4 separate regions of the Homo sapiens genome follow, and regions 1, 2 and 3 are each linked to region 4. The links are chromatin loops, found by intact Hi-C in ENCODE. Cell type or tissue: IMR-90. All regions are shown on one strand. Each heading gives the region's core, and the rest is flanking DNA. Links, peaks and the distances in the headings are about the cores only.

Region 1 (8,032 bases), core at 1,808-6,807, 67 kb before region 4:
TTAGATTTACAAAATGCTTCAATGGACCCATATGTAATTACAAGAGAGAATGAACTTCATTCTATTTTAAAAATAAGTATATTTTGTCTTTGTTTTTTGGAAGACCCCTAAGAAAGATTTAAGTTAAAAAGCTATCAATCCTATGAATAGTTAGAACTGTTCAAAAAAGAAACTGAAATTGGGTCCTGATGTTATACTGATGGTTAAAATTCTCCACAAATAATTTTAAACAGCTGTATTATCTATACACTACCTCATTGAGTTAATAAAAATATTGCTATTTTAAGAGACAGTAGTCAAAAGGCAATGTTATTACCACAGAGCTGCTAAGGACACACGGCCAACGTGACTGCCTGGGCAAATGCGTTCTCAAACTTCTCATTTTAATTCTGCGGAAAGGTTCATCAAAATCATATGGTATCACCTAGTTCTTATTTTAAGAAAACATTTCACTAAAAAAAAATTCTTTATATCCAGTAATATAAACTTTTAGCTTTCACCAACATGTATGTTTAACTTCTTTATTAAGTATATATATATCAACATGCGGTTTAAGCTTTCAACTCCGAATACTATTTCCTTTTTTTTTCTTTACCACCTCAAATAAATTAGAAGTTTGAAATTCATCAAACAAAACTAATTCTTTATTTGGGCAATATGATAACATTAATACACAGATAACTTTGAATTCTAGCAACTGTAAAATCTAAACTTAAATGTTATTTACCGTATATTTAGTGAATTTATTTTTCCCTACCTTCACGGGACATTAAAATAGGAAAGGAAGTTAGGTTCAAAGGAGAAATGGGGCTTTGTAGTCATCGCTGCCACCTGAAGCCACCTGCCTCTAGCCATGGTCAACGCCACTGTGTTCTTTTGACATCATTGTTGATGGTAACTCCTTTGGCCCATGCAGCTCCTTCGAGCTGTTTGCCGACAAAGTTCCAAAAACAGTGGAAAACTTTCGTGCACTGAGCACTGGAGGAAAAGGATTTGGTTATAAGGGTTCCTGCTTTCACAGAATTATTCCAGGGTTTATTTTATCTGCCAGAGTGCTGACTTCACACACCATAATAATGCCAGTCCATCTACCAGGAGAAATTTGATGATGAGAACTTCATCCTGAAGCACACAGGTCCTGGCATCTTGTCCATGGCAAATGCTGGCCCGACACAAATGGTTCCCAGTTTTTCACCTGTGTGGCCAAGACTGAGTGGCTGGATGGCAAGCACAAGGTCTTTGGCAAAGTGAGAAGAGGGAGTGAATATCATGGAAGCCATGGAGTGCTCTGGGTCCGGGAATGGTGAGACTGGCAAGAAGATCACCACTGCCAACTGCGGACAACTCTAATCAATCTGCTTGTGTTTGATCTTAACCACCAAATCATTCTTTCTGTAGCTCAGGAGAGCATCCCTCCATCCCACTTGCTCACAATATCCTGTAATCTTTGTGGTCTCACTGCAGTTCTTTGGTTTCCTTATTCCCCTCGACATCAAGCTGGATTGTAGTTAAGTTTAGGATTATAAAATAAAAACTCAGTAACAAAAACAAACAAAGGAGAAATGGGAGAAAATTAAGATTTGGGGCCTCTCCTCTCCGGTCCGTGCCTCCAAGATGACAAAGAAAAGAAGGAACAAAGGTCGTGCTGAAAAGGGCCGCGGCCACGTGCAGGCTATTCGCTGCACTAACTGTGCCCGATGCATGCCCAAGGACAAGGCCATTAAGAAATTCGTCATTCGAAACACAGTGGAGGCCGCAGCAGTCAGGGGCATTCTGAAGCAAGTGTCTTCGATGCCTATGTGCTTCCCAAGCTGTGTGTGAAGCTACATTACCGTGTGAGTTGTGCAATTCACAGCAAAGTAGTCAGGAATCGATCTCGTGAAGCCCGCAAGGACCGAACACCCCCACCCCGATTTAGACCTGCGGGTGCTGCCCCATGTCTCCCACCAAAGCCCATGTAAGGAGCTGAGTTCTTAAAGACTGAAGACAGACTATTCTCTGGAGAAAAATAAAATGGAAATTGTACTTAAAAAAAAAAAAAAAAGATTTGGGGCCTCTGAACAGGTGAGCTGTAGAGAAATGTTCCAAAATAATTCAGACATGTGGTCACTTACTTAGATAAATAAGCAAAGTCACCAACATGCAACACTCTATTCCTCATCAGTTCCCTAGCTTGGTGTCCTTTTCACACCTAGGGTCCATAGTGGCACTAGCCATGATAGTGAGTGCCAGTGAAATATCTTTCGGCTAGATGCAAAGGGCCAAGCAAAGAGCAGTGAAAGAAGAGATGCATGGAGAACAATGATGAAGGAGACAGGGCTGCAGGGGCCTGTGGTGTGGAAGGAGGCAAAAGAGAACGGTATTTCTGAAAATATATTTGGTAACCAATAAATCTCAGTTATAAGCCAAAGCACTAACATGTATTCTATTTTAAAAACACTTTAACAAAACAAAAACCTTATGAAGTTGAAAATTATCAACTTTCTAGCTAAATGACACTCATACTCAGATATTTTACAAGACATAGCCAAGCACTTTGACAACCTGACAAAGTGAAATTTCAGAAGCAAAAATGAAAAACTTTACTGAATATCCCCAAGTGATCTAGGACTTAGATTATTCCCCTTCATGTTGGATACGCTGGCAAATCAGGTAAGATGCAGGCCATGGGACCTGACGTCACTTGAGTGTTGGCCACTTGGCCAGATAAGCAAAGGTGACTTTTCTTTCTTCCTTGGCGGCAGGCCGAGGGGAGAGAATATCTGTTAAAAGTTAAAAAAGCTTTCTCCTCACATCTATAATAAATACTTTCAGAATTAACATTTTTATTGAAACACACATCTAGACTAAATTGGAAAATACGAGTTTTACTTTTAAGTGGGAACGCTATCTTTAAACATTATGTGAAGAAATCTGTGCCGAAAATGCCCACTCCATAATTGATTTGCATAAAGGTCAGATTATGGTACTTAGAATATTCAATCGGAACTTCACCAGTAAAAACAAAAGCATGGAAAACCCCCAAAACGTGACAAGTACCTTGTGTATTAATTACAGCTACACATTTTGATAACGCTTATTGTATACCAATCCAGAAACAAGTGAAATTACACGTGTACTGTGAGAGCTCTCAACAGCAAAGACAACTAGAATTCTCTCATATATAATCAAATATAACTTGTTAAGGATTTCACTCAAAATGTGCAATAGGGAAACCCGGATATTTGATATTTTCATACCCTGAAGAAAATAAAATGAAAATTATCTTAATTAGTTTCAAAAATTTTGTTTGTTCTGAATTGACATCGATTTCTAGAATCTTTTCTGGGGTGATTATAATGTATCTATAGTAACTAAAACTAGATTAGTTATTAGTTAGCAACTTAATTTAGGGGCAATGCAGGTTTGTTTCATATTCTGAACATATTTTCCCCCTTCTTAATTTGGCATCTAAAGTTATTACATGATCTGCAGTATGCATTAAAACACATCAGCACAGATAGGGTGCTATGCATGTGTGTTAGCTATTTGCCCTAAATGAGAAAATCCATTCTAGGAGTAATGAGCTAGCACTTAATCCAAAGGCCAGATGGCCACCTTAAATGCTTTAGCTATCTTAATCTCCAAACCAAACCAGAAGCTTTGTTGTTAGTAAAATGAGTTTTCACATGCACTAAGTGGCCTCATTACTTAGTATAATGGATATTAGAAATCACTAGGGTAACATGAGTGGCATTAAGCCATGGACTGATTAGAAAGAGATATATATTAACTTCAAATAGAGCCTTAAAAAAAGATAAATACATAAATAAAAACAAAGAAAGATATATATAGACCCTCCCCAATCCGGGGTCAAGGGAACAAGTGTTGAGACTCCAGCAAGTCCAGGAGGCTGTATTGTTGGGGGTGCTCCTAGAGCTTGATACTAAATGGCTGTGTGCAGCCAGTGATCTGGAAGATGCTGGTTGCCTGGTGCAGACCATATTCTGTCACTGATACTGTCACATTTGCCTCAGTAAATCTTTCAGGTAAACGTTTGGTTAGAGAAATTAAACAGAGCTGGGCTGCATGCAACTTACAAAACTGTTTTCAGCAACTGCCTTTTGATAAATAGATATGAGGGTGCAGAATCCGGACGTGCTTTCATTATAACCTGGTCGCCAAACTGTAAGGAGGATGCCTAGAGCCCTTACCTAGCTTTAACTGCTGGAGGATACTTATCTACCAAGAGGTACATAATAGTTGGAAATTGCCAGCCTGGCTTAAGTCAACTTGGAAAAAAAAAAAAAAAAGAGAGAGAGAAAGAAAATAAAAGGAAAGAAAAGAAGGATTTGTGGAAATAGAGAAAGTGATTCTAACTAAAACTCTGTGAGGGAAGATGTACCTGCTGATCCAAACAATCATTTTGAAATTGAAGTCCCTGTTTTTAAAGTTTCATTATGAGAGATTCTTTTTACATAAATCTCCTCCATCTGGAACGCATTTTACTTCTCCATAAACAGAGAACTGGACTAACTGTGAACGATTATTTTCTTAAGGGTAATGCTCTCCTAAATAAAGAATCCCTTTAATATAAACCATATGCTAGTATCTTTGAAAGAAAAGATATTCTTCAGGAAATTAGTCGTCTATATCAGATCAAAGAAATGGAACCAAATGGATTCTAAAGCTTATGGAGTTTATAGCCTCAAATATTTTCACTGTAAGCATGTAGCTTATAAATATGACTGCATGAAATTTCACTGTATACACAACTCATTTTTTAACATCGTACTACTCTTGGTATGACATTGATCTCAACCCAAGGCCTGGCCTGCCCACGGAGCAACTGCCTCCCTCATGTTCTCTACCCTTGCTTCTAAAATGGGGGCATGCATATTCTCAGAGGATCTAGCATATGCACTACCTTCCCCGAGCTCAACAACATCATGACATGCCGTTGAAAACATATTAAAGTTAACACCAATATGAAGGTGTGCTCTACAGGGCTAGGGAACCTTAGTTTTGACCACTGGTATATTCCCAGGGCCTGGAAGAGTGTATGGCACTTTGTAGTGTCTGCCACATTTTCAGTAAATGAATTCCATAAAATCCATAAATATACCTGTGGGGCACTATGCTAGGAACCAAAGATACAAAGTCCCTACTGACAAAGATCTTAGACATTCTACTAGGAAAGATAATAAATACACAAAGTAATTAGTTACAGCTTGTGATAGGTGCCATGAGGGAAATAAACAGGATACTGTGATAGAGAATAATAGAAGAAATATCCTCAGATATGGTTTTAGACTAACTAGCTAGTTAGGAGAAGAAATGTGGACAGATCTGAAACACCTTCTAGATGTTTAACCAACAGGATTCACTGTTGGCCTGGACGTGGGCCATGAGAAAAAGGCTGATTCCTAGGTATTTTGTCTTTCTAGGTTTTGCTATTGCTTTTATTTTAAGTTTAACCAACTGGGTGATTTCATAATACCATCTATTGATGTAAGACATAAAGGAACAAATTTTGAAAGGAAAGGAAAAACTTTCATTTGGAATATGTTAAACTTCAAGAATCTATTGACATCCATTTGGAGATATCAATTAAGCTGCACAGTGGCTGGCAAATAATAGGTGCTTAATAATTAAAAGAACTAAATAACAAATCAAACATCAAAATTACACAGAATTGAATTTAAAAATGAGTCTACAACAGTTTCTTTCAAACCCCAAGAACCAACACCAATAGATAAATATTAAAGGGGAATTTTAACTGAACATTATTTAATCAATGGACCTAATTATTTTTAATGGAGCTACTGAGATCAACTACTTGTTTTAGTACTGTGTAGGTAACACCTTATGATAACAGTAGATAGCAATAAACTATTACTAAAAAAAATACGTATCAATAAAAGTTGACTTTCTAAGAATTAAAGCCCAAAGTAAACAATTTAAAGATATCTCTGTTTCTTGGTCGAATTGAAAGCTACGTCTAAGAACAATGCCCTAATAAAAAATCTTTTTTCTACTAAAAACAAATCAGCTTTTACTATATTAGAATGCACTTATTATATAGTAGTGCAGGCACTTTGGAAGGTGGCACTTCAGCTGAAATAGCATTTGTTGAACATTTGGATTCAATGGCTAATTCCTGCTTCTTTCCTGTGTGCTGCTTCCAGGTGGCTAGAAAACAATCTAATTCTTCCTACCAGCAGAATGTAAAATAGGTTTCTATCAGACTTGATTGTCAACCTTTGGAATAGGATGTATACATAACAAGCATTAAATAGACTCATGTATTACTTTGCAAATAAATTTCAGAAAATAATTACCTTAATTTAGACTATAATTTGAAGGAACGATCTAGAGCAGGGTTTCTCGATCTTAGCATAACTGGTATTTTGGGCTCAATAATTCTAAGCGGTGGGGACTGTGCCATGCATTGGATGGTATTTAGCAGCATCCTTGGCCTCTACCAACTAGATGCCAGTGGCACACCACTACCCAATCTCCCAGTTAAACAAAGAAAGATGTCTCCAGACACCGCCAACGTCCCTTGGGGAACCTCCAATTAAGAACCACTGACCTAGAGTCACTCCAGTTACAGGTTAAAACCCTACATACATCAATGATGGAAATCACTGTAAGGATTCATAGTAGCCATGATAGCCAAGACCACCTCAATGATCCCCACCTCTGGTATTCACAGTTCCCTCCCACACAGTATCAGGGTTGGTTTGTATAACCAATAGAAGACAATAGAAGAAGGCATGTGATTTCCAAGGCAGAGTGTGTAACTTCTGTCTTTCTCTTGGATCACTTGCTCTGGGAGAAGCTGGCTGCCATGTCATGGCAACATTCAAGGAGCCCTATGGAGAGGCTGCCTCCAAAGCCAGGAACTGAGGCCTCCAGCCAAGAGCCATGTAGGATAGGGACCTCCCACCAAGAGCTACCTGAGGAAGATTTGAAGGAGATCCTCCCACCTCAGTCAGGCCTTCAGATGACTACAGCTGTAGCCAACATCTCAGTGACGACCTCCTAAGAGACCCTGGGCCAGAGTCACCCAGCTAAGCTGCTACTGACTTTCTGACACACAGAAACCATGAGATAATCGATGCCTGAAGCCACCAGGTTTTAGGATCATTTGTTACGTAGCAACTGATAACTAATATAGAATTATATCTGTCCAAACACTAAAATAATGAGTTGAAACACACCCTGGCAGGGGGATAAATCCTTACACTTCGTAACAGAACCACTACATTCTTTACCCAAGGACACAAATGACGGCTTAGTAGCAATTTATCTTTTCCAGGAAAAAGCGGGGCCACTGAGCACCAAAACTGTCTCTCTTGAATTTAGGGTATGGTTTGAGGGCTGGGGGTGGGGGAAACAGAATAGATTAGTAACTTGATTTCTGTGGTAAGATAAACAATTTTCCACAAAGAAGTCCTTGAAGATCTTGATGGAGATTCACATACCAAAGCTGGCAGCTCACTGTTCCTTCTTTCCTGTGATATAGCCACTAAACACAGGGCATTTCAGTAGGAAAATTTCAGATTTAGTTGTGGCTCAGGCTCAATGGGGATGATCCAGGAGAGTGACGGAAAGTCTGAAGGAATGCAGTTTCCTCAGATCGTTTCTAAACCCACGAGTCAAGTCACAGGCATGCCTCCTACTGACACAGGCACATTTGTTAACCCACTTTGCACATAAAAAGCTAAATTAATTACTAAATGAACTTGGATTAAGTGAATCTTCAAATTTTATCTTCCTGGGAATAAACAATATTCCAAGAAAATACATCCCTATTTCTTACATAACTTGGAAAGCGTCTTGCACTGAAACTATCTCTGAAGGTGCTATGGGCTGAAATGCGTCCCTGCACAAATTCCTGTGTTGAAGTCCTAACCCCCAGGACCTCATGATGGAACTGTAATTAGGAAGAGGGTCTTTAAAGAAGTCATTACATTAAAAAAGGGTCATTAGGGTGCACCCTACTTCAATATAATTGGTGTCCTCATAAGAAGAGATTAGGACACAG
Region 2 (8,032 bases), core at 1,803-6,802, 140 kb before region 4:
GTGCCTGGCCCCATTCTTAGCTTGTAAACATGGTATTTTTTTTCTAGATTATAAAAGTAATATACATTCATTGTAAATATAAAAGTATATGGGAATGACAAGGATATCGTAAGAAAACTACAGATCAAAATGAAATCCCTTATGAATACAAATGCAAAAATCTTCAACAGAATAGTAGCAAACTGAATCTGGCAACATGTAAAAAGGATTATACACCATGACCAAGCAGGATCTATCTGAGGAATGCAAGGTTGGTTTGACAACCAAAAATGAATTAATGTAACCATATGATCATCACAATAAATGCTGAAGAAGCACTTGACAAAATCTAATACCCTTTCAATATAAAAATGCTCAACAAGCTATGAACAGAAGGAAATTTCTTCAACTCTGATTAAGGGCATCAATGAAAAACTGACAGCCAATATCATACTTAAGGATCAATGACCAAATGCTTTCCCTCTAAAAGATGAGCAACAAGACAAGGATGTCTGATCTTGCCACTTCTACTTAACAATGCAATAGAGATTCTAGCCAGGGTAATTAATTAGGCAAGATAAAGAAATAAAAGATATCCAGATTGGAAAGGAAGAAGTAAAACTAGTTCAATTTGCAGATGATCTGATATTGTATATAGAAAATCTTAAGGAAGACACTGAAAGAATTAGAACTGCTGGTAATATGGACAGTAAAAGAAAAGAAAGCCCACAAGAACTAATTGATGAGTTTAGCAAGATTGCGGGATACAAGATCAACATACAAACATCAATTATATTTCTATACACCAACTATGAACATTCAAAATAAAGCAATTACATTTATAATACCATCAAAAGAATATAAACTTAGGTATAAAGAAAAAAAGTGAAAGACTTGTATACCAAGAACTACAAAACGTCACTGAAAAAAATAAAAAAGATCTAAATAAATGGAAAGATTATCCATGTTTGTAGACCAGAAGACTTAATATTGTTAAAATAGCAATACTCTCCAAATTGATTTACACATCAACACAATAAACTATCAAAACCCAAGCTGGCTTTTTTTTTTTTTTTTTTTGGTGGCAGAAATTAAGCTAAGGCAGGTGTGGAAATCATTTACTCAAAGAATTTATATCCAGAATACAGAATTGTTTCAACTCAATAATTAAAAGAGAGCTCAGCTGTTTAACCTCATTAGTCATTAGAGAAATAAAAATAAAAGCCACAATGAAATGTCACTTCACACCCACTAAGATGGTTACAATCAAAAGATGGACAATAACAAATGTTGACAAGATGTGGAGAAATTGGAACCCTCATACATAGCTGGTAGGAACGTAAAACTGCAGTGACTGTGGGAAACAGTTTGGCAGTTCCTCAAAGTTAAACACAGAGGTACCATATAACCCAGCTCAATTCCACTCCTAGGTATATTTCTGAGAAAACTGAAAGCACATGTCCACACAAATGCATATGAATGTTCATAGAGGCATTATTCAGAAGTCAAAAAAATGGAAGCAACCCAAATGTCCAACTGGGGGATAGACGAGTAAAATGTGGTAGATGTATCCACACAGTAGAGTGTTACTCAGTAATAAAAAGGAGTGCGGTACTTGTTCATGTGGCTACATGGATGAACTTTGAAAACATCATGCTAAGTGGAAAACCAGTCACAAAAGGCCACATATTGTATGATTCCACTGATATGAAATATGGAACAAAGGCAAATTTATAGAGACTGAAAGATTAGTAGTTGATTAACGCAGGATGCAGCAGGGATACAGGGAATGGGGAGTGACAGCTAATGGGTGGAGGATTCTTTTGGGAGGGACCAAAATGCCCCAAATATGATAGTGGTGATGGCTGAATAAGCCTATGAATAACTAAAAAACACTGAAAACACTAAACTGGCGAATTGTGTGGTATGTGAACTATATTTCAATAAAGCTGTTAAATAAAATCACAGTATTATAGTTTATATTCTTTGTAATTAATTAGCTTAATAACTTTTATAATTAGCTAATAAAAATCTTGAGCCCAGGCTGCAGTGAGCCATGACTGCACCACCATACTTCACCCTGGGTAGCAGACTGAGACTCTATCTCTGGGAAAAAAAACAAAAAAAAAATCTTTATATTTAGCTTCAAAAAAAAAAAAAAAAAAAAAAAAAAAAAAAAAAAAATGGAAACAAGTTCCTACCAACCTATTACCCAGAGATGACTTTCCCTCCAAACTTTTTTCTAGGTATAGTATGTCTGCCTACATGTCTGTATGTGAAAATGTATACACACACATGTGTAGAGTTACAAGTCAAACCGTCCTACACCATATTTTCCTTTATTCATTTAAGTCTGGCCATCATTCCCCACACACCCCATCACTTAGATGGTTAGCAGTCCATTGACATTTAGGGGGTTTCCATTTTTGCTATCATAAATAACAAAACTTCTGCTAAAGATCTTTGTACATAAAAATTTCTTCTTTATATTTTGTTAAATTTTCAAGATGTATCAACAAGGTCAAAGGAAAAGTTTTCATCATTAACGGACCAGTTCCCCTGAGAAGTTGCTCCCATCCATCCTATAGGTGAGGGCCCCCTGCCTGCCTGCTCACACCATGAACTCTTGCAGAGATCACTTCTTGTCATTGTGGTAATGAAAACTGGCACATCATCTGGGTAGAAAAAGTGACGATTAAAACAGACCAAAAAGATCACAAAAGCTACAGCACTAAGGGGCTGGGTCAACATGACCCTCCTCTCGAGGTGAGGAAGGGTGGGTTTTAAGCATCGCCACAGGCTCTCAGGGCCACAGGAGGCCAGCATGATGCCTCCACCCCAACTGTGTTGCTAAGTGCATTCAAGTATCTCCTGTGGACACAGCGGACACACAAGCACTCTCTTTATGGCCTGCTGCCCCACCCCCGGCCACGCTGACAGCGGTGCTGTGCCCCCCAGCTTCACTGCTGGACTCTGTGTAAAAGCCACATAGGTCACGTGGTGCCATCCAGAGACTCCATGGGTGAAGGCACATACCTGGAGCTTGCGGAGCTGCTTAATCACCTCATCCCGAGCTTTGTTCGCAGCCTCGATTTGGGCTTCGAGGTCCTTCAGGTCTATCTCCATCTTTTTCTTTGAAGCTACAGCAAGCGCCCGCTGTTTCCTCTCATCCTCCAGCTCCGCCTCGAGCTCCCGCACCTAATGGACAACATCGGGTTATGCTGGGTTACATCCAAGTATCTGCTCGCAGAACAGGCAGACTGTTCTCAAGTGGGGGGCTCTGGTTACTCGGGTGAGTGGAAACTTCTGTTACTCTGTAGAGGTCTCTGTTACCAAACAGTTACTATCAACAGAAAACCACAGTAGCTGAATTTTGTTCAAAGGGGTCTTTAAACACCACCACCTAGTACAAACCATCCCACTGACTGCTACGAGGGCATGCGAGAAGGCAGCCAGTGACCTGAGCTCGGTGTAGATGAAGCCAAGATGGAAAAACCCAAGACAATACGGTAACCATGTAATAAAGGCTGGGGTAGGCACAGAGCGGGCATGGGGTGGTTGCTAAGAGGTACAGAGGACTAAGCAGGCATTCCTGTTTCCTAGAGCTGTGAGGACATGGGGCATGGCCATGTTGCAGGGGTGTCAGAACCAGGCAGAAACTGCCTTTGATCAGCAGGAAAGGGGGGAGCAGTCAAAGCTGTCCAATGGAGGAGGGACAAAATGAAGGCCTGCTCTGGAGCAGGCAGATGGGAGAGTGAGGATGAGTAAGATGTGGGCTGGAAACCGAGGTGGACACACCTGTCAGCCACTCACTCACTCTGTGGCACTCTTCACTCAGCCTCCTAGTGTGCAGTGGGGATAGGGAACTGTGCTCACACTGTGTGAGGGATGCTCAGAAGAAGGTGCTCTGGAGTCCTTAAACCAAATCCTAACGCCTCTGTCACCAATGATGAGGACCAGACACAGAGCTGTTGAGCTCCAAACCTTATCAGCCCATGAGTCCACAGGGACTGTGTGTCATTGCCTTGACATGGTCTTCCCAACCTGTCCTGCTTCTTCCACTTATTCAGCCATAAATGAATGTTTCGTCATGTATTTATTAAGGTATAGGTCATAAATACCTTAATAAATACCTGCACCCTATGTAGTGCAGTAGCAGCTGGAGGCTCAGCGAGCAAAGAAAGGTCCCTGCCTTCACAACCTTCCGCTTCCTGCAAAGAGGATGATGGCTGGTGTGGGAGCTGGTATGGAGGCACCAAGGCTTGACGGAGTGGTGGCTCCACTGGTCCTCTCCAAAGGGGAGAAACAAGGCCACCGCTGCTGCTGCTCTGCAGGGGTTGGCATGGGAGAGGAGGAGCAGGGCAGCTGCTTCCGCATAGGGCAGAGGTGCTCGTCATCTGCTTGCTGTGTTCTGCAGAGACCTGGGGCTGTACCTCAAGGCACAGGATAGCAGAAGGCTCCTAATGTAGAGCCACTTACATGAATTTCAAAGTGTGGTTTAAAAAAATTTCTACAAATTCTTTAATACTCCCCACCTTAAAGAGTTGGAGCATAATCTCCTCTTGAATGTGGGCCAGACTTAGTGACTTGCTTCTAATAAACAGAATAAACAAGTGATCACATGAGACTTGGGAGATGAGGTCATAAAAGGCCCGGAAGCTTCCTCCTTGCTTGCTTTCTTTTGGATCTCTCACTCTCCTGAAGCTCCCTCCAGGACAGTCAGGAGGCCCATGTGGTGAGCTGCTGAGGCCTCCTGCTGACACCATGTGTGTGAGTCAGTTTGGCACGCTCCTCCAGCCCTGGTCAGGCCTTCGAATTATGCAGCCAGGGCCGAGGTCCTTACTGTACCAGAACCACTGACTCAACTGCTTCCCAATTCCTCACCCACAGAAACTGTGACAAAAATGTTGTCACAGTTTGCAATAATTTGTTAAGTTTGGGGTAATTTCTTATCCAGCAATAAATGATCAATAATTAGTGGAGTGAAAATAACAAAATAAAGCAAAATTCAGTAATTCCAAATCTGGCCGGGCATGGTGGCTCATGCCTGTAATCCCAGCACTTTGGGAGGCCAAGGCGGGCAGATCACCTGAGTCCAGGAGTTTGAGACCAGCCTGGCCAACACGATCAAATCCCGTCTCTACTAAAAATACAAAAATTAGCTGGGCATGGTGGTGTGTGTCTGTGGTCCCAGCTACTTGGGAGGCTGAGACAGGAGAATCACTTCAATCTGGGAGGCAGAGGTTGCAGTGAGCCAAGATCGTGCCACTGCACTCCAGCCTGGGTGACAGAGCGAGACTCCGTCTGAAAAAACACACACACACACACACACACACACACACACACACACCCCAAATCCAAAACTTACTGCCATGAACTGGAAGGGACTGGCAAAATACCCACAATTCATTTTTAAAGTAAAGTTTTAGACTAGAAATTTAACATATATGCAGAAAAGTGTCTAATATACATTCAGAAAAGTATACAACTTATACATGGATAGCAACTTTATAAAAGGACAAATTTAAATATCTGCTCTTTTTCCTTTTGAAGAGTGATCTAATTATTAGGACTTGGAATCTGAACCACAGACATCTGCCGAATCACCGTGTCTGGGATGCATCAATTCTTTCCTATACCCATGTTCTAAGACAAGGAACTTGAACCTAACCACGGATTCCTTTGGGAGTCCACTGAGGGCTTTCTGACTGATAAGTGTCTGGCTTGTAGGCAGGAATGATACTGAGAAATAGTAAGACCTAAACTAATTACAATAAAATTTAAATAATAAAATTCTCAAATGACCAAATAAATTCATTTTACTCTATGTGTTACTCTGTGTTTACTCAGATGTGTTCTAACACGAATGAACAGGATACTGACCCAGAGCTGGGCTTTGAGAGCCTGCACCCCTTGTTGTGGAGGCCGCACCCTCTGCCCTACCTGTTTGATCAGCAGCCGCTTCTTCTCTTCATTCTGCTCATCCCTGGTTTGCAGGTCTCTCTCGAACTGCGCCTTCATGGCCTGCATGTTGACCTCCAGACGAAGCTTGGCATCTTCCGTGGCCTGGAGTTCGTCTTCCAGCTCCTCCAGCTGGGTCCTCATTTCCTCCACCTGCTGCTCTAGGGCCCGTTTGGATTTTTCAAGTTCGTGAACCTAAACCACCGAAGCATCAGGAAAGAGTTGACCGGGGTGGAGGCACATATGAAGAACAGCAGTCTTACTGTTTTACAGGCCCACTCGTGGCATGCTGGCCACTTTGGTCCCCCTGGGCCGGCCCCCTGCCACATGCATACACATCCTTCCCTCTCCCCTGAAAGCTGCTGCTATTCTCCATTTCAGTGTATGCAGTTCAGAACTACAGTGCGGATGTCTTTATTCCCACGTGTTCTCTGGTCATCCTCCTCTGATGACCTTTAAGCTGAGAGCTCTTCAGTGAGCCAAAGAACAAAGGAAACAGCCATGTCAGGGAACCTGTCTGTTGACTGACTCCTTGCCTGCTGTCTGTGAGGAACAAGTACAACAGTACATCTCTTCTTGCTGTAGAGAAGATCATTCGTATTGAAAAGCACATGTGGAAACTGCTGATTATTAGGGTGGCTTGGGCCTAAGAAGCAGGGCACAGTACACAGGCCTTGATCTTTCTCTGGACAAAGATGCCCCCAGCACCATTTCCCTCATTCTCTGCGCCAAGCACTGTGCTGAGAGCTCCACCTCCTGTGCCCTTTGACCCTCACAGCAGCCTTTGGAGGGAGGCCTTGGTGCTGCTGTGCACCCCCTCTGGGGTCCAGGACCACTGCAGTTCTCACGGGGACAGGCGCGGGGAATCCTAGGACAGGAGGAAGGTCCATTTCTACAGTGTCTGGTGCTCAGTAGGCACAAAAGACCTGTTTGTGGGATCAACATGTGAGTGTTGATGCTACAGAAAACGAACATGAAATCAACTGTAGAGTTCTCTCTCCACATTTCACTGTGTAACCATGGCCACTTCTACTTTCAGTGGCCTCTTTTTGTCCATGGGGCTAGTCCCTGGGCGCCAAGTTGTAGGAGACCCAGCAGAAAGGTGGGACCACCTTCGCTGACTTATGATGTGGCCAGATGGCCCATAGCACATGAAAATGAGATCCTGCCTTTTTAGAGGACTTTGTGTGCTTTTCAAAGCAGATGCAGTAACTTCATGAAATTGGGCAAGTATAATGTCCATCTGGCAGATAAGGAAACTTAGGCTTCAAAAGCTTAAGTGGCTTCCCATGGTCAGAATGGAAGCCTGTGGAGGAGCCAGGGAACCTTGCCTTTGATACCAGGCCTGGGTTTGTTTTGCTATCTTCAACACGTCATACACTAAGGGAGAGACGTAGGGTAAATAAATATCATGGCAGCTCTTGTGGAAGATGTATGCAATGGAAAGAAAAACTGTGCCACAGAAGCTTCCAAGCTGTGGATAAGCCCCCAAAGCTACTGAAGCTCTCAAAGAAAACAGTGGGGCCTCCCTGGGAAGAACCAGGTCAGAGGGAGCTGCCATTCCCTCCTCCTCCTCTCCAGGTCCCCACTCACCTCATGTTTGATAACTACCTGTGACGGCAGAACCATGAAACCTTTTGTTGAAAGGCCCTCCTGCCAGGATGCAGGCTGGAGCAGGGAGGGCAGTGAAAGGACAAGAAGAAACATGTTCACCTCCAGCCAGTGCTGGGGGAAGACTGCAGAAAACCTCACAGCAGTCCCAGAAGACCTGAACCCCGTACGCATGCACAGGCCAAAACACTCCTAGATGGCTTTGCTGCTGGGCTGTGCATTCCCAGGTCCTTCAGGCTCCCCTGAGGAGTCGCCCGCTCCTGTGTGAAGGCCCAGGCCCCTGGGATACTCTCCCGTGCGGAAGTGTGGAGCCCACCAGGCGACTTACGTTTTTTCCCACATCATCTTTGGAGCTCATGAGGTCTTCCATGTCTGCTCGGAGCTGCTTGTTCTGCCTCTCAAACTCCTCCTTGGCCTCCAGGGCTTCCTCGAGGGCCCGGGCCAGTGACAGGGCTTTGGTTTCTTTCTCTCTGGCCTCGGC
Region 3 (8,032 bases), core at 1,715-6,714, 66 kb after region 4:
CAGTGTTGATAATTGTGAAAACTGGGATGACAGGTATGAGGAGGTTCTTAGTACTATTTACTTTTGTGTATGTTTGAACATTTCAACAATAAAAACATTTTAAAACAATGACATCATCCATAGACCTGAACTCCTCCCAAGTCTAGTTTTCCTGATCCAGACTCCCCCAGGCCTTGTCAGCCCTTCCTTTTGGTGGGTTCTTAGTTCCTTCGGGGCGTACCTGATTGGATCAAGAAACTTTATACAAACTTTTCCTCCTTGCCTGCTTCTTGCCCCTGGGAGTGCAGTGGAAAACTAGAGCCAGAGAGGCAGTTTGCTGCGGATGCTTCACATCCTCTGTAATATAGTGACACTGGCTGTTGGTACCAGAGCGGGGCGACTTACCCACCTGCAAACCTAGCCCAGACCTCCCCTCCATCCGCTCCGCCAGTGGTGCAGCACGTGAGCGCTCGGTTGGAACATCAGGAGTGTGAATTCCAAGAGCAGCTGTGGAACTGAGCCTTGTAAAAATTCCTTGTAGGGGAGAGGGGAGTGTGGTGTCATCAAAGCAAGCAGGTGAAACAAAAAGACAGGGTGTTCTCTTACTGAAATACATCAGGGAGGCGGGGTGTGGTGGCTCCCGCCTATAATCCCAGCACCTTGGGAGGCCGAGGCGGGCAGATCACTTGAGTCCAGGAGTTTGGGACTAACCTGGACCACATGGCAAAACCCTGTCTCTACAAAATAATACAAAAATGAGCCTGGTATCATCGCTCCTGCCTGTAGTCCCAGCTACTCAGGAGTTTGGGGTGGGAGGATCGCTTGAGTCCAGGAGGTCGAGGCTGCAGTGAGCTGTGATGGACCCACTACCCTCCAGCCTGGATGACTGAGGGAGACCTTGTCTCAGAAAAAAAAAAAGAAAGAAAGAAAGAAAGAAAAGAACAGAACAGAAAAGAAATCATCAGCGAGAAGAGCAAGAATCATTCTAATCTGGCCTGAGTGAAAAAGGAGCCCCAAGGTAGCTAGGAACTGGTTTCTCTCTATTTTGTCTTAAAAAGTTATTGCTTTCCAAACTTGGTTTTCTTGACTTTTAAATTAAGGGTTGACTCTATGTGTGTATGTTTAATAAAGAGGATGAGAGGAAAGGGATAATACATAATCGTATGCTATGTAACTATAATTTTATATTTTTCTAAGTTATTTTATATTCTGTATTTATACTTTACATTCTATCTTATAGAAATATAATTTTATAGTAACACATGCTCTAACTGCAGTCGGACTGTCCCAGCGTTGTGACAAAAGTCCCACTGGTGGCAGCTTTCCCTACATCCAGGCCAGATGCCTCAGTAGACATCAGCAGCCTCTTGAACTCCAATCTCTCAAGTCCAATTCCATTAAGTGCTGTCAACAGAGAATGCACAGGGGCAAAACCCTCTCTCTGGACTCTCTCACCTGGCCTCTTGGCTTTTCCTGGATTTGCCAACCCGTTCCCACACCCCAGCTTTCTGATTCATGCTCCTTCTACCTTCACTCCTCTAAAGACACTCACCTCATTGTCATCTCTCTTCTTCTTCTTCTTTTTTTTTTTTTTTTTTTTTTTTTTTTTTTTTTTTTGAGACAGAGTTTCACTCTTGTCGCCCAGGCTGGAGTGCAGTGGCGTGATTTCAGCTCACTGCAATCTCCGCCTCCCAGGTTCAAGCAATTCTCCTGTCTCAGCCTCCTGAGTAGCTGGAATTACAGGTGCCCGCCACCACGCCCAGCTAATTTTTGTATTTTTGGTAGAGACAGGGTTTCACCATGTTGGCTAGGCTGGTGTCGAACTCCTGACCTCGTGATCCACCCGCCTAGGCCTCCCAAAGTGCTGGGATTACAGACGTGAGCCACTACATCCGGTCTCACCCCTCTTCTAAGCTCAAATTCCTCTTCCTTCTGATTCTGCTCAAAAGAATGTAGAAAGTGGAGTGGTGAGATAGGCAGAAGCTTGAACCCACATGCTGCTTGCTTTCTGGGTTGGAGACACCCCACTGTTCACTCAGCCATCCTCCTTTTCTATTTTTCCTTCCTGCTGAACAGAGAGTGGCTGCTGGCCTCTTTCCCTGTGCGTTCTCCACCTAATCTTTGGACCAACGGCAATTTTGTGCTCTTATTAAATGAAGGAGCATGCATGGAAAACCACTTCTGGGTGGCCCACAATGGGGACAAGAGGAACACCACGTTGCTTGTGTCAAATCAAGGATTGTGCCAAGGGCGTTTCTCTGCACCACCTGAAGTGCCCTCTTGGAGTTGTCTTGCCAGGTTTAGCCTTGACCTCCCAGGAAAAGACAAATGGCAGTGAGTACCTTCATAGTTGAGTGGTATGGAAGGCAATGGTGTTGCTTATGCAACACAATTCTGGGATTGCATTCCAGCTTCCCCACATAGTGGTTGTGGGACCTCGGCCAAGGGATTTAGCCTCTCTGAGCCTCAGTTCTTTTATCTTTAAAGTGGGCAGAGTAACAGAACCAAAGGAAATAACATGTCTTCCTTGCCAAGCATGGTTCAGTGCATAGCAATTGTTCAGCAGTATAACTATTTTATAAACGATTCTATTTGATCTTTATTAAACTTCTCTACCTCCTGATTTTGTGGTTGAAGAGAAACTGGGTTTTAAGAAATTATAGTCCGGGCGCAGTGGCTCATGCCTGTAATCCCAGCACTTTGGGAGGCTGAGGTGGGTGGATGACCTGAGGTCAGGAGTTCAAGACCAGCCTGGCCAACATGGTGAAACCTTGTCTCTACTGAAAATACAAAAATTAGCCAGTCGTGGTGGTGATGGTTGCCTGTAATCTCCGCTACTCTGGAGCCTGAGGTAGGAGAATCATTTGAGCCTGGGAGGCGGACGTTGCAGTGAGCCGAGATTGTGCCACTGCACTCCAGCCTGGGCAATAGTGTGAGACTCTGTCTCAAAAGAAAGAAAAGAAATCAGAAGCATGAATAGCAGGGCCCCTGGTCATTCAGGACAGAGCCAGGCAGGAGTTAGGGTTCCAACTCCCAGGCCAAGGCTCATCCTAATCCTCCAACAAGAGACCCTTTTAGCACTCTGGCCAGTGGGTTTACTTAGGAGACCGGAGAATGCCCCAGGTTGGGGAATCAGGAGCTGGTGGTCTCAGGTCAGACAATCCAGAAAGAGTCAGTCTGGTCTGCACACACCAGAATCACCTGGGATACGTGTTATATCCTTGCCTGAGATCACGACATAAGAATTTCTGGACTGGGCTCAGACACCAGTCTTACTGAAAAGCTCCCTTGTGTTTCTCCTGTGTAGTGGGGGTTGAGTCCCCCTGTGCTAGAGGGACAGGGAGTGCAATGCTGGAAGAACCATTCCTGTTATGTGGAGTGAATTAGAAGACAGCGGTCACCAAAGCCGTATGTTGCCCAGAGTGTGGTTTCTCTGAGGATGGTTTCAGGACATCATGGGAGAGGCTGGTGGCCTACCTTGCCTGGGACGTCGGAGGTGCAGCTGCTCCTGCGAGCATCCCCAAGCTTGCCCCTACCACTCGAGAACTACTCTAAACCCTGTCCAATTGGTTTATATTTGAGGCTTGCACCGCCGCCCTGGTGGGTCAACAGTGTCACCTCTGATGAGTAAGTTTGGCGCTCAGGGGAGGGTCTGGGCTGGAGGTGTAAGCCTGGGAAATCCTGACTGCCTCAGGCTAGAAATAGAAAGTAAATTCCTGACAGTGTGTGGGAGATGGCCCAGGGGCTCAGAGGAGAGTTTCTGGTGGGGTTTCTGGGGATCAACAATATTTATCTGAGTCTGTTAACATCTCAGGGGCTGGATTCCTGTGTTGCCATTTTTGCTACCTTCAGGCCAGGTGTGACTGCACCCTGGGAAGGCTGGAGAGAGCATCTCTTGCTTGGTTGGGGCAGCTGGGAAGGGTGAGCCTCTAACCATTGGCAAGGAAAGGTTCTGGGAGCTGGGGGATGTTGTCTGTGGTGACTCCACACTTCTTGGAGTCTTGCTCAGCCTCAGGGGCTGGTCTGCACCTGGGCAGCTCACCTGGGCTGAAGGGGTGCAGGAAAGAGCGGGGGCGTTGGCGAGGGGAGAAAGAAGGAGAGTCAGCAGCAGAGGCCCCTCTGGGGGTGGTGAGGAGGGGAAAGACTTCAGGGACCTGCCAGGGAGGAAGGCAAAGGTGGGGGAGGAGCGGAAGGGCTGCGGATCAAGGCAGGGACAGGAGGGCCTGCGTGTCTCTACCCCCACATTCCTTCTGGGATTTTTTTTCGTTCCCTTGGTTATAGAAGAATAGCAATTAGCAAATTCAGTAAAAAGGGCCAGAAATGGAGATTGTTTGTGAATTGGGGGCCAAGATGCATGAGTGAAGGAATGTGACCAGAACTATATATAACCCCTCCCTTGGCCCACCCACCTGTCCAGCGGAGTGAGCGATGGTCTGTTTGTTCTGGGCTGGTATGTAGCTCATTTCACTCTAGGAGCCCACCATCTGGACCTGGGCCTCGCTGCCAGTAGCTCTCGGTGACCATATATGGCAAAATGATATATGTGATAAAAAGAAGTCAAATTCCCCAATTGCGTCAGCCCCTGGAGCATGCAGCCTGCCTGGCTCGAGCCCCTTCCAGCCTCTCTCCCAGCCTTCTGCCCCGCAACTTTGCTCCGGAAACCAAAGGGGCTCAGAGATTGACTGGGGGAGCAGGGAGCTGGGGGCGGGGCTGCCATCCCTTCACCCGTTCACCCCAACGTTTGTTTGGGGTGGGGAGGATAATTAGCGAGGGCCTGAGCTGCCAATGTATTTGCCTCTGGCCTTAAACCAGGAAGATTAGAAACTAAGTGATAACTCACATTCTTTCCAGAAAGCAGCCTAGTGTGGCGCCAGTATGTATGTGGGTAGGAGGTGGGGGGCATAGTCCCACTGGGGTTCTGTCCACCCCCAATCCCAAAGATCACATGGCCCCCAACATCCCTTAAATTCCCTTGAACCTTAACCTGCCAGGAAAAATGTTCAGTCCACATAGCTTATCTGGGGGAACAAAATAGAATAAAATTTACACACACACACACACACACACACACACACACAATTTTTCTCTCCCCAAACTTTCTTTCTTCCTTTCTTCTGCTCTGCCTTGTCCCCAGCATCCACACCTGATGCATGGCTGCGTGCACCACCCTGCAAGGGAGCTCCCACTCTGGGCCAGACATTGTGCAGGAGGCCAGAGGAAGGTGACAGTATAGAGCAGATCCTGGCTCTCACGCAGCGTGTCCTGGATGAGGCAATGGACTGCTGCCATACGGGGCATCCAGCCAGACACAAGGGCTCAAGGAAGCTTCTGGGAGGAGGCGACACTTGAGCTGAATCTTAAAGAACAAGCAGTAGTTAGCCTAATGATGGATGGGGATTAGAACCGGAAACCCCGGGCTGAGGAGAGAAAGCGGGGGAGAGAGACCAGATGGGGCTGAGTGCCTCCAGGTGTGGAGAGACGTGAGGCTGGAGGTAAACAGGGGCCAGAGCATGGAGCCTTTTTCTAGGAGATGTTAAAGGGACTGGGTCTCTGTCACCATCTCCCACTCCCAGCTCCCAGCCTTCTATCTCACAGCTCAGTCCACCACCGCGGAGCATGGGTCAGGTCAGGCACGTGTGCACGCGCGCGCGCGCGCACACACACACACGAATATGCCCGGAAATGTATACTCAATGCCACATCACATAAGCAAGGACATTTAGCAAAAGGGAAGAAAAGAAGAAAAATGATGTTCAAATGAGAACCAGGGAGAGACGGCAGGCCTGGGGGAGGGCACTCAGCCAGGAAGGGGAGAGGAGGAGTGGAAGTGGGAAGTGCGTGGGCGGGAGAGCCAGGAGGCTGTTGATGGAAAGGGAGCTGGAGAATGCTCTGGGCTCTCCGCAAGGGGAAGACACAGACAGCAGCGGAGACAGCTGGTCAGCAGAGGTGGTGGGAGTGGGGGGCGAAGCACAGAGTCTAGAGCCCAGCCTCCCCCATCCAAGGCTCAGCTCGGATGTGTGTCCCCTCACGCCTCGCCCGCGGGAACTGTGGCTCCTCCTTTAGCTGACCACAGTGGTGGGCATTGGCTGCAGGAGGTCCCTGAGAAAGCCCTCCAGTGTGGTCCAGGAGGGAGATAGGGCCTGGGGATCTGTCTGATGCTCCGCTTTAGTGTGGATACATTGATCAGATGTGTTCCCTGGCATCCTGGAGGGTTCGAAAGCCTGTTCTGAAGGGTGAGTGTCCTTCATGGCACATGCCTCAGAGACCTGTGTTCCCTGTGCATTCAGAGGGGAGGATCATATTTTAGGACTCAGCCGAGGCTTTGCTTCCACCTCCTTGGCTCCTCAGGGCTAGGCCAGGGACGTGCCTGTGTATTCGTTTGGAAATCCCAATGCAATGCAGTGGGACATGCTTAGGGCAAGTGAAGGGCAGGTGCACTGTCTTTTATGACCCACCCTTGGCAGCCGCACAGTCACTTCCGTTGTATTCTGTTCAGAGCTACTGTGATACCATCAGGGAGGAGACTATGCAAGGGCACCAGTTCCAGGAGGTGAGGGTCTTTAAGGCCATCTTGGAGATTGGCCACTGCAGTCACTAAATTTTGGGGTAATTTGTCATGCAGCCATAGATGACTAATACAGGCAGAGATGTCCTTGATGGGGTGCTTGGCCCAGGGTGGCAGGCAGGTAAGGTGGGGCAGGACTTGACTCTGGGTCTCTTAGATAAGATTCTTTTCACTACAAGAGATTTAAACTTCTATTTTATTTATTTTATTATTTATTTATTTATTTATTTATTTATTTATTTATTGAGAAGAAGTTTTGCTCTTGTTGCCCAGGCTGGAGTGCAGTGGCGCGATCTTGGCTCACTGCAACCTCTGCCTCCTGGGTTCAAGTGATTCTCCTGCTTCAGCCTCCCGAGTAGCTGGGATTACAGGTGTCTGCCCTCACGCCCAGCTAATTTTTTTATTTTTAGTAGAGACAGAGTTTCACCATGTTGGCCAGGCTGGTCTTGGACTCCTGACCTCTGGTGATCGTCCCACCTTGGTCTCCCAAAGTGCTGGGATTACAGGTGTGAGCCACCATGCCTGGCCAAAAAAATTCATTTTAAACTGAAGTATAGAAAGAAATGTATGGGCCCACATAACAGAAAAGACCAGAATCAGTGCTGGTTTTGAGTAGCTGAAACTAAGATGTTAGAGAAAGTATGTGACTCGTAGTCAAATGGGACACATGGAGCACATAGGAGTGTTTGGAGGAGAGGTCAGCAGCAGCTAGAGTGATGGGCAGTGGAGATTCCTTTGTGTATGTGCTCAATTTCTACACCAAAAAAGAAAAGAACAGCAACAGCAAACAAACAGTGGAGATGCTTCTATGTGTGTGTGTGGGGGGGGTCAATTTGTTGGTTTCTTTCGCTTTCTTTGTATAGGATTCAGCACAGGCACGTGCCTATCTCAGCACCTTCACAGCAGAGAGCGAATCTCTGCATCCAGTTACCCCAGAGACACATCTGGACACCTCCCCGCAACAAAGCCCCCAAGACCTTCCAGAAGAGGAGCTGTGTCCAAGAGCCCCCTTCCTGTTATGGGAAGTGCACTATCTTCTGACCCTCATATCTGTTGCCTCTATTTGTTGCTCTCTCATAAACCAATCCAAATGGAGGGCATCTGTATTGCCAAAGGGATTGGTCACTCAGCTTCGTCGGATGCAAGAAAAGATTCTGAGGGTAGGGACGGGCATCGGTCTTGCTGACTGCCCTCTCTGCAGCTGTCAGGACTGGGCTTAGCATGTAGTAGGTGGCCCATAAATATTTGTTGAATGAACACATATCGTCGGGAAAAAGGAGGTTGTTGTAAGGACACGCAGAAGAACCAGAACTGGAACTGGAAGTCAGAGCGGAAGTGGCCCCAGGGACCAGTGAGTCTCAGCCTGTCTCTCAGGGGCTGTGTCTTTTCTCACTACGCACCTGCTAAGATGTGGCACTTGCCATGGCCTCCCCATTCCACCTCATGGCATTCTTCACTGTCAACTTTCAGCCTCCAGCTTCCAGGAGC
Region 4 (8,032 bases), core at 955-5,954:
AATTCAACTTCTCCACAACCAAAAAGCTATTATTCCTTCAACTCCTGACCCAAATGCCATCCTTTCAGAAGTTCTTTTCAGGTCAATGTGGCAATTTAATCCTTTTCCTTCTCCTAACATTTTGTACTGTTCTCCTGACTTTCTTCTTACCCTACCCTGCGTTGTACCAGAGGGCTTTGCAGCTGTTAAGTGTTCATATTATTGTTTACCTGATAGAGTTCATGAGACCATTGGAGATATTTTGTTCAGTTTAATTCTTCACTTGTAATTGTCAAATACATTTATTTCACTCCATAATACATTGGTACCCAATCTGGATAATACTGGTGTTTAACAGTGTACCACTCACCAGTGATTTGCTTTGCAGGAAGGACAACACTATGATTTTTAAAACAGCAGATACCATTGTCATATATCACTAATTATGGCCAGGCACTATTCTAAGCAGTTTACATACATCAACTCTTAATCCTCACAACAGCCCTATGAGGTAGGCACTATTAATATCTCCATTTTACAGATGAGGAATCTGAGGTACAGAGAAAGCCAATAACCAGCCCAAGGGCACACAGCTAACAAGTAGCAGAGCTGGGATTAAACTCAGAGTTCAGCTCCAGAGTACACACTACAATGATGGAAGGTGACATGGAGGAAATTTTGAAGGGTGTGTAGTGTACAATGCTATATACTACCTTTCTACTAAATAAAAACCCAATCAATTACGGCTTAAAAAGTATAGGCTTAACCAATGAATCATCTGGCAAAGGTTTTATATATTTTATAGAAAAAGATACCCATAACTTAGGGGAAATAAAGACAAACAGGAATCTTTTTGTTAGCGAACATAAAGATGGTCTGAGGGTTATTAGTGTCATTTTAAATTGCTGCCTAATTACAATTAAATCATTTATCTGTGTATGAATTAGCCCCCTACAGAGCCAAAGTTGCCATCCCTTTCAGTGGTTTGACACACACACCCCTGGGGCTCCACCCCCAGGTCATTTTTCACTTCCAATGAAATGTCACCCAGCAAACTTTTCAAATCCCTCCCAGCACCTACTATGAGTGTGGACAGAGGCAAACAATTCAATTTTATGAACGGCCTGCACATAGAAAGGCAAACAAGAAGGATGGATAAATTATCCATGACAGAGCATCCATCTATAACAGATGAGCTAAAACAGAACTGTCCCAATTTGGGTACTGCTACCATTGAGGTCACTTACATGACAGGGCTGGACGAGTCTGCTAATTTATCAAAATCCTGCTCAACCCAATGATCACAAACACAAACCAAACACAAAAGGCCACTATTGCTACTTATGGCCTGCCCCATCTCCCAATTAATATCTCTATACTGTGTTTAATATTTCCAAAACTAGGATCCAACACCAGGAACTTTAATTCCTCACATGTGATAAAGTGCATAAACCGCTGAAGCATATAGTCTTCCACCCTACAACGTGCCCTTCAAGATTTCCTCCATCTCACCTTCCATCTCAGCTGCCTTCGTTATAATGATTTCCCTATGGAGCCCAAATGAAAAGCCAGGCTCGCAGGGGTCACATCCTTCTGCTGCCAAAGCTCGTGCTATATCGCACAATTACACCATATGCTTTCTCCAGATAAGGACGGGGAAGAACTGAATTTAAGATGCAGAAGTAAGGAGATGCATAAAATGGCCACTTTTCCAGAACCCGAGACAGGCAGGGCATACTTAAACATCAAAAGCAAGGGACTCAAAGAATAATTAATAAAGGCAGATTGATGAAGGAGATAAAACAATAAATAGATTATAAAGTTTTCCAGAGTGAGATACTATCAAGAATAATTAAACCTGACTCAAAGAATCCTCAGTTTCAACGTTAAAAAACAAAATCTCAGCAAAGCCAAAGTATTATGTTTGGTATTACATTATTCAGCGAAAACAGCAGTCTTTGTTTCATCTGCAGTCTGCATCTACCCCGCCTGCTTTCCCCTACCCCACCCCAGCCCACCCCACCCCCTTCCATCCACCGCAGTGATCTTGAAGGGAGCTGCAGAGGCCCTAAAGAAACAGAGATAACGGCTGTAGGCAGAGGCCACGTTATCCAAACCTCACCAGCCCGGTCTGACCCGCCGAGTCGCCAACCTCCTTCCTAAGGCCCTAGTTCCAAACAGGCCTGGCTGGGGGCCTCCCGCTTCCCAGGGCCGCATCCGCCCACCACAGGCCCACAAAGCCCCCACAAATGCCAGGACTCCGCGGCTTCAACTTCCCTCCGAACCAATTCCAGTCCGATTTTATGGGATCAGGGTGTGACCCCCAACTGCAGAAGGCAATGAAGAGACTGCGGCGAGCCATTCCCAGCTCGCTTACACAATAAAGGGATCCCGAGGCGAGTGCTGACCCTCCCCCCGGCCGTCCTGCTGCAGCGCGCCCCGCCACATTTCCCGCCTCGCCCCCTCAAACCGCCTGGGCCTCGCAGGGCGTCCACCCCCGGCCTAGGCGCTCCACGGAGGGCGCGGCAGGACGCCCTCCTCCCGCGCTCCTTCCCCGGCGCCGGCGGAGTCCGACCCTCCCCACGCCCGCGGCCGGCTCCGGAGCCCCTCACCCGCCGCGCGCTTCCCCGGCCGCGCAGAGCCAATGCCCTCCTGTCCCTCCACCCACGGGTCGGGCGCGCGCCGCCCGCCTTCCAAGCCCATGGTGAACCCCTCTGGTGCTGCGGGGGACCGGTCGCGCCAGGCCTAACCCACCCAGCAACCCACGCAGGGGCCCTTCCTGCCCAGCGCCCCCCCACCCTACCGCCGGGACTGCGCTTTCCAGCCCCGCTTAGAATCCCCTCTCTTCCTGGGAGGCAGACACTGGCTCGCGGGGCACGCCGAGACCTCCGCCGGGACACTAGCCCCTCGACCTCGCGCCCCCAGGGATCCCACCCACCGAGAACCTGGTCCTCACGTCCCCACCCCCAGATCTCCATCCCCCAGCCCCCCAGGGGTCGCCCTCCTGCACACCCAGGCCCTGACCCCCGCGGGTTTCACAAGGACTTCATTCCCCGCTCCTCCGGGAGTCTCTCCATCTCCACCCACTGAGGTCCCAGTGCCCCCAGCCCAGGACCCTGCTCAAACTAACCTAAGGTCCCCGCAGCACAAACCCTACAGCTCAGAAGCCCCTCTGTCTTCCCCAGCTCCCGCTTCGGTCCCCCGTTCCTGTCCTCCAGAGCCGCCCGGGACCCCTCAGCCCAGGAGCCATTCCTCCCTCCACAAACTGTCCCCCAGCCCTGGGCCGTGCACTCGGACCCGGGTAGCCGCACCTCTCACCTTCAGCCGAAGATGGTGGCGCGGGCGCACGTCCCCAGCCGCGACCACAGATCCAGCGCCTCAGTCCCAAACCCACCGCTGCCTCCGCCGGGCTCCTTTAGCACTGCTGCTCGGGGCTGCCCCACCCACCCCTACCCTCATTGGGCCAGCTCCACGCCCATCACCGCCGCCCCCAGACCCACTGGTTGGTTTGCGCGCCCATCTCCAAGGGAAGACGTTAGCAACCCGAACGAAGCTACCTTCCCGAGTCCGGCTCCCTCCACCCACCTGGAATGACGCTCATTGGCTCCCGCTCCCAGCCCAGGCCACAGAGGCCCCAATCTCATGGGCTGGCTCTTACGCCCGTCATAGGCTCCGGGAGGTGCGGCCGGGGCAGTGGCGCGGGATTGGCTGGCTCGTGCGTAGATGGACAGCTGAGGCTGGCTGAACGCCCGGCGATCCCGCGAGGCTGCGGGTGCGGGCCCCGCGGCGGCCGGCGCGCTGCGCTGACATTGGCTGTGCGGGCCGCGGGGCAGGTGGGCCGCGGCAGGAGGCTGGCGCTCTGACTGCAGACTCCTCGTCCTAGCGTCAGGCAGCCGCCGCAGCCGCAGCACATTCGAGCGCCCGGTCGCCCCCTGTGCTTGCGGCAGCCGGCATGTACCGCAGCGGGACGGGGTTCCACCGCGGAGTCGCGGGCCCTCAGCGTTGCCTGCAGGGGCGGGGCGGAGCGCGGTCCAGAGTCCTGACGTCACCCCCGGGGCTGCGCGGGGTTGGGGCCGCGGCGCTGCGACTCACCTGCAGTGGGGGAAGGAACGCGGGGGAGGGCGCTGCTCCGCCCATGCGCACAGGGTTTGGCCCGGGACCCGGCTGCGCTCCACGCTGCGGCCACTGTCCCGACCCCGGCCCCAGGCGGACTCTGCCGGGATCGGCCGAGCGCCAGGCGCAGGACACGGTCCTCCAAGGTCGCAGTTTTGGTGTTAGCGGGGTGAGAGGCTCTCCTGCCCAGCCTCCAGGCAAGGCTGAGATTCCAGAAGAATGAGAAGAGAACCGACCTTGGAGAGAAAACTTGGAAGAAACTTTATTCACCTCATTCATTCACTCGTTCAGTCGCTCCTTCATTCATTCATCAGAGCTCCCTACGTGAAGGGCTATGAGAGGTTCTTAAGAATATAAGGCTGGATTCCTGTAGCGCTGTCATATCCCCTAGGGCTTATGAAAACGTTGGAGACTGAAAAACAGTGGCCCCAAAATAACGAAAGGAAACTGGAAAAATCAAAGTAAATAAAATTTAATGAAATGTCTGCAGAATCTAGGCAACTGCAACAAAACTCTTGCATAATTATATATAAATATAATAAAGTCTAAATCACATGAACAAAATGAATTATTCATACAAAACCTGAAAGTCAAGATCATAAAAATTCACAGCAAGATGCAGTTATTAATCAGTTATTAATGTAGGCTATGGGAGCATTTTAATACATGTGATAATGATGTGTTTGCCTAAGCCTAGGAAACGTCTAGTCTGGCAAAAAGTGAATTAAGCAAAAAACAAGGCAGGAAGTCCTAAGGAAGGGTTGGTGGAATTCAGAAGAGGCTGGAAGGCAGCTGAGTGCAGAGTCCTTCCTGGGGAAGTCCGAACCAGGCTCTGTTTTGTCCTTTGTCCTGCTGCATCTGGTCCCCCACCCCCACCTGCCTGCTGGGGTACTACCCCGTGTCCAGGTGTCTTGTGACTTGGCTCTGTGAAGAGGTCTGTCCTTCTAATGCAGTCTGCACATGGAGTACAAATTAACTTTCCAAAATATATGAATGATATTCCTCTAATGAATTTTAAAATGTGTTTAGAGAAGACCAAAGACTCCCTCTCTGAGGCCTGAGTCTCCACTTTGTCAGCCACCGAAGTCATTTCTCAGTGCAATGTTCTATGCTTAGTGCATCCACTCGCGAATAACACTGTAAGCCACAGAGTCAGTAGTTTCTCATAATTCAAAAACTTTTGCATATATATGTGTATATATATGTATATATGTATATATATGTGTGTGTATATATATTTTTTTGTTTTGTTTTGTTTGTTTCTTTGAGATGGAGTCTCGCTCTGTTACCAGGCTGGAGTGAACTGGCATGTTCTCAGCTCACTGCAATCTTCGCCTCCCGGGTTCAAGTGATTCTCCTGCCTCAGCCTCCCTAGTAACTGGGACTACAGGCGCGCGCCACCACGGCCAGCTAATTTTTGTATTTTTAGTAGAGAGAGGGTTTCACCATGTTGGCCAGGATGTTGGCCTCGATCTCTTGACCTCGTGATCCGCCCGACCCGGCCCCTGAAAATGCTGGGATTACAGGCATGAGCCACCGTGCCCGGCCAACTTTCACATAATTTTAACACAAACTCAATGGACCATCAGAAGAGGAGGGCAGGAAGTTCACCAGAAGGAAATACCATAAAGACATTAGTCTTGATGAGAAATTAATAATAAAGAGAATATCCCCAAATGTATCTTTCCCCCTGGTGGCTCTTTGGCACTTGGGCCCTACATGTCCAACTGCCTGGATGAGAGGGGGACTGCAAAAGCAGAAGGTACCAAACCTATTTTCTTCTATCACCCTTTCCCACTACTCAAACTCTCTCTTCCCAACTTCTTTGTGAATGGAACCACTCTTGCAATCTCTTTCTTTCCTTTCTTTTTCTCCCAACACCTAGCCCCACTATATATCTATCATCCATCCCAGGCAGCCTCCTCTGACTCCAGTTCCAACCATGTAGCTTCATCCCAGAATTTGCTGCCATCTTGATGAAGAAAGCACAGGATTTAGAAGCAGATAGACCTGGCTTTGAATCCAACTTTGCCTTTCACAAATTACTTAACCTCATCTCTCAAAAGGGGATACAAATGTATACCTAAAAGACTCGTTCATGAAGATGGAGCATAATGATTTCCTGTAAACAAAATGTGGCATTATAAATAGATTGAAAATTGTCCCTTTTTCTAGTGTACATGTTTATTACAGAAGACTGAGGAATCTTTCTCCTCTCTCTCTCTCTAGTAATTTTTGCTGTCGGTCTAGGCTGCTTTTATCTCCAAAAGAAAAAGTTCACAGACTATTGTTTTGCAGGGTCTAGGTCAGAAGTCCATATTTGTTCCCTCAGGGCAGTTCCAGCCCCTGAACTTGTTTTGTTCCATCTGTACAGGATATACAGCATTTTTTAAAAAAAATTGAATGAATTCCAACATTTAAAAACCAAGCACTATCCCATATCATTAGCCATTAGGGAAATGCAAATCAAAACTACAATGAAGGCCCAGGCGCGGTGGCTCACGCCTGTAATCCCAGCACTTTGGGAGGGTGAGGTGGGTGGATCACTTGAGGTCAGGAGTTTGAGACCAGCCTGACCAACATGGTGAAACCCCATCTCTACTGAAAATACAAAAAATAGCCGGGTGTCGTGGTGGGCACCTGCAAGTCCAGCTACTCAGGAGGCTGCAGCAGGAGAATCATTTGAACCCAGGAGATGGAGGTTGCAGTGAGCCAAGATTGTGCCACTGCACTCCAGCCTGGGCGACAGAGCGAGACTCCGTCTCAAAAAGAAAAAAAAAATTTTTTTATTTTCTTTCTCAAAAACAAACAAACAACAACAAAACAACAACAACAAAACACTATGAGATCCCACTTCACATATACTGGAATAACTATAATAAAAAAGATGGACAATAATAAATGTTGGTGAGGATGTAGAGAAACAGCAACCTTAGGCCACTGCTGGCAGGAACGGAAAATGGTTCAGCCACTTTGTAAAATAGTTTGGTGGTTTCTTAAAAAGTTAAATGTATTCTGTGTTTTTGACCACAGTTTTTTTAAAAAGTTAAACATAAGACCGGTGGCAGTGGATTACGCCTGTAATCCAAGCACTTTGGGAGGTCGAGGCGGGTAGATCACCTGAGGTCAGGAGTTTGAGACCAGCCTAGACAACATGGTGAAACCCCGTCTCAAAAAAAAAAAAAAACAAAAAAACAGAAAAACAAAAAAAAAAACTGTAGAGACAGAAAATAGAATATTTGCCTGTGGTGAGGACTGGGGCTGGGGAGGAGAGTCAGCACGGTGAATGTAAATGAGAGATCTGATTGAGTTGATGAACTGATTTATGGTGATGGTTGCAGAACTTGGTAAATTTATTTAAAAAATTATTATACACTGCGAATTATATGAATATGCAAAATGTACCTTAATAAGGTAATATTTGAAACATAAAGAAACAAAGAGCTATCAAGGCGAGTGGATCACCTGAAGTCAGGAGTTTGAGACCAGCCTGGACAACATGGTGAAACCCCGTCTCTACTAAAAATACAAAAATTAGCTGGGCGTGGTGGTGGGCGCCTGTAATTCCAGCTACTCGGGAGGCTGAGGCAGGAGAATTGCTTGAACCTGGGAGGCGGAGGTTGCAGTGGGCCAAGCTTGTGCCACCGCACTCCAGCCTGGGTAACAGCAAGATTCTGGCTCAAAAAAAAAAAAAAATTTAAACATAAATTCACCATATAATCCCACATTTCTACCCTTAGGTGTCTACCAAAAAAGAAGGAAGACCTGTGTGGACACAAAGACTTGCACACAAATGTTTATAGCAGCATTATTCATAATAACCAAAAGATGAAAACAACCGAATGGTCCATTAGCATGGTGAATAGTCAAAAGTGGTCTATCCATACAACGGAATATCATTCAACAATAAAAAGGAAGAAACTATGAGTACATGCAACAA

The links. A loop is a pair of places that touch in the nucleus more often than their neighbours do. Peaks named below come from ENCODE experiments on the same cell type or tissue, not always from the same donor. Only the 100,000 strongest peaks of a DNase experiment are listed, where the experiment ranks them.
Region 1: a loop joins it to region 4, with 3 times the contacts of the local background. A loop is called at or near these places in 11 of 110 quality-filtered maps.
Region 2: a loop joins it to region 4, with 11 times the contacts of the local background. A loop is called at or near these places in 5 of 110 quality-filtered maps.
Region 3: it touches region 4 in a loop (7-fold over the local background); 8 of 110 quality-filtered maps call a loop at or near these places.

The regions. Positions count from the first base shown.
Region 1 is chr17:8,559,616-8,567,647 of GRCh38, forward strand. The region is part of intron 7 of MYH10 (myosin heavy chain 10); the gene reads right to left. It also overlaps the pseudogene PPIAP52 and the pseudogene RPS26P53. Among named protein-coding and RNA genes, the nearest start is that of MYH10, 67 kb to the right of the region's middle. In IMR-90, for the core only: no CTCF peak of the experiment used is centred there; a DNase peak (open chromatin) is centred at 4,616; H3K27ac peaks cover 869 bases.
Region 2 is chr17:8,484,418-8,492,449 of GRCh38, forward strand. It overlaps MYH10 (myosin heavy chain 10), which reads right to left. Exons shown (of 43, transcript NM_001256012.3): 34 at 7,880-8,032; 35 at 5,923-6,135; 36 at 3,016-3,177. It overlaps LOC107987245 (a long non-coding RNA gene), which reads left to right. Exons shown (of 2, transcript XR_001752780.3): 2 at 1-1,946. Among named protein-coding and RNA genes, the nearest start is that of NDEL1, 53 kb to the left of the region's middle. RefSeq lists an enhancer at 2,952-3,452 and a silencer at 4,014-4,308. In IMR-90, for the core only: a CTCF peak has its summit at 4,744; a DNase peak (open chromatin) is centred at 4,694; H3K27ac peaks cover 707 bases.
Region 3 is chr17:8,693,039-8,701,070 of GRCh38, forward strand. The region is part of intron 2 of LOC105371525 (a long non-coding RNA gene); the gene reads left to right. Among named protein-coding and RNA genes, the nearest start is that of CCDC42, 48 kb to the right of the region's middle. RefSeq lists enhancers at 3,512-4,022, 4,023-4,532, 4,353-4,647. In IMR-90, for the core only: no CTCF peak of the experiment used is centred there; DNase peaks (open chromatin) are centred at 4,483, 5,283 and 5,773; H3K27ac peaks cover 3,004 bases.
Region 4 is chr17:8,627,357-8,635,388 of GRCh38, forward strand. MYH10 (myosin heavy chain 10) reads right to left here and starts at 3,369. Exons shown (of 43, transcript NM_001256012.3): 1 at 3,298-3,369. RefSeq lists enhancers at 1,742-2,520, 2,521-3,298, 3,299-4,076, 4,775-5,069 and a silencer at 3,561-4,240. In IMR-90, for the core only: a CTCF peak has its summit at 3,365; a DNase peak (open chromatin) is centred at 3,615; H3K4me3 peaks cover 3,162 bases; H3K27ac peaks cover 2,311 bases.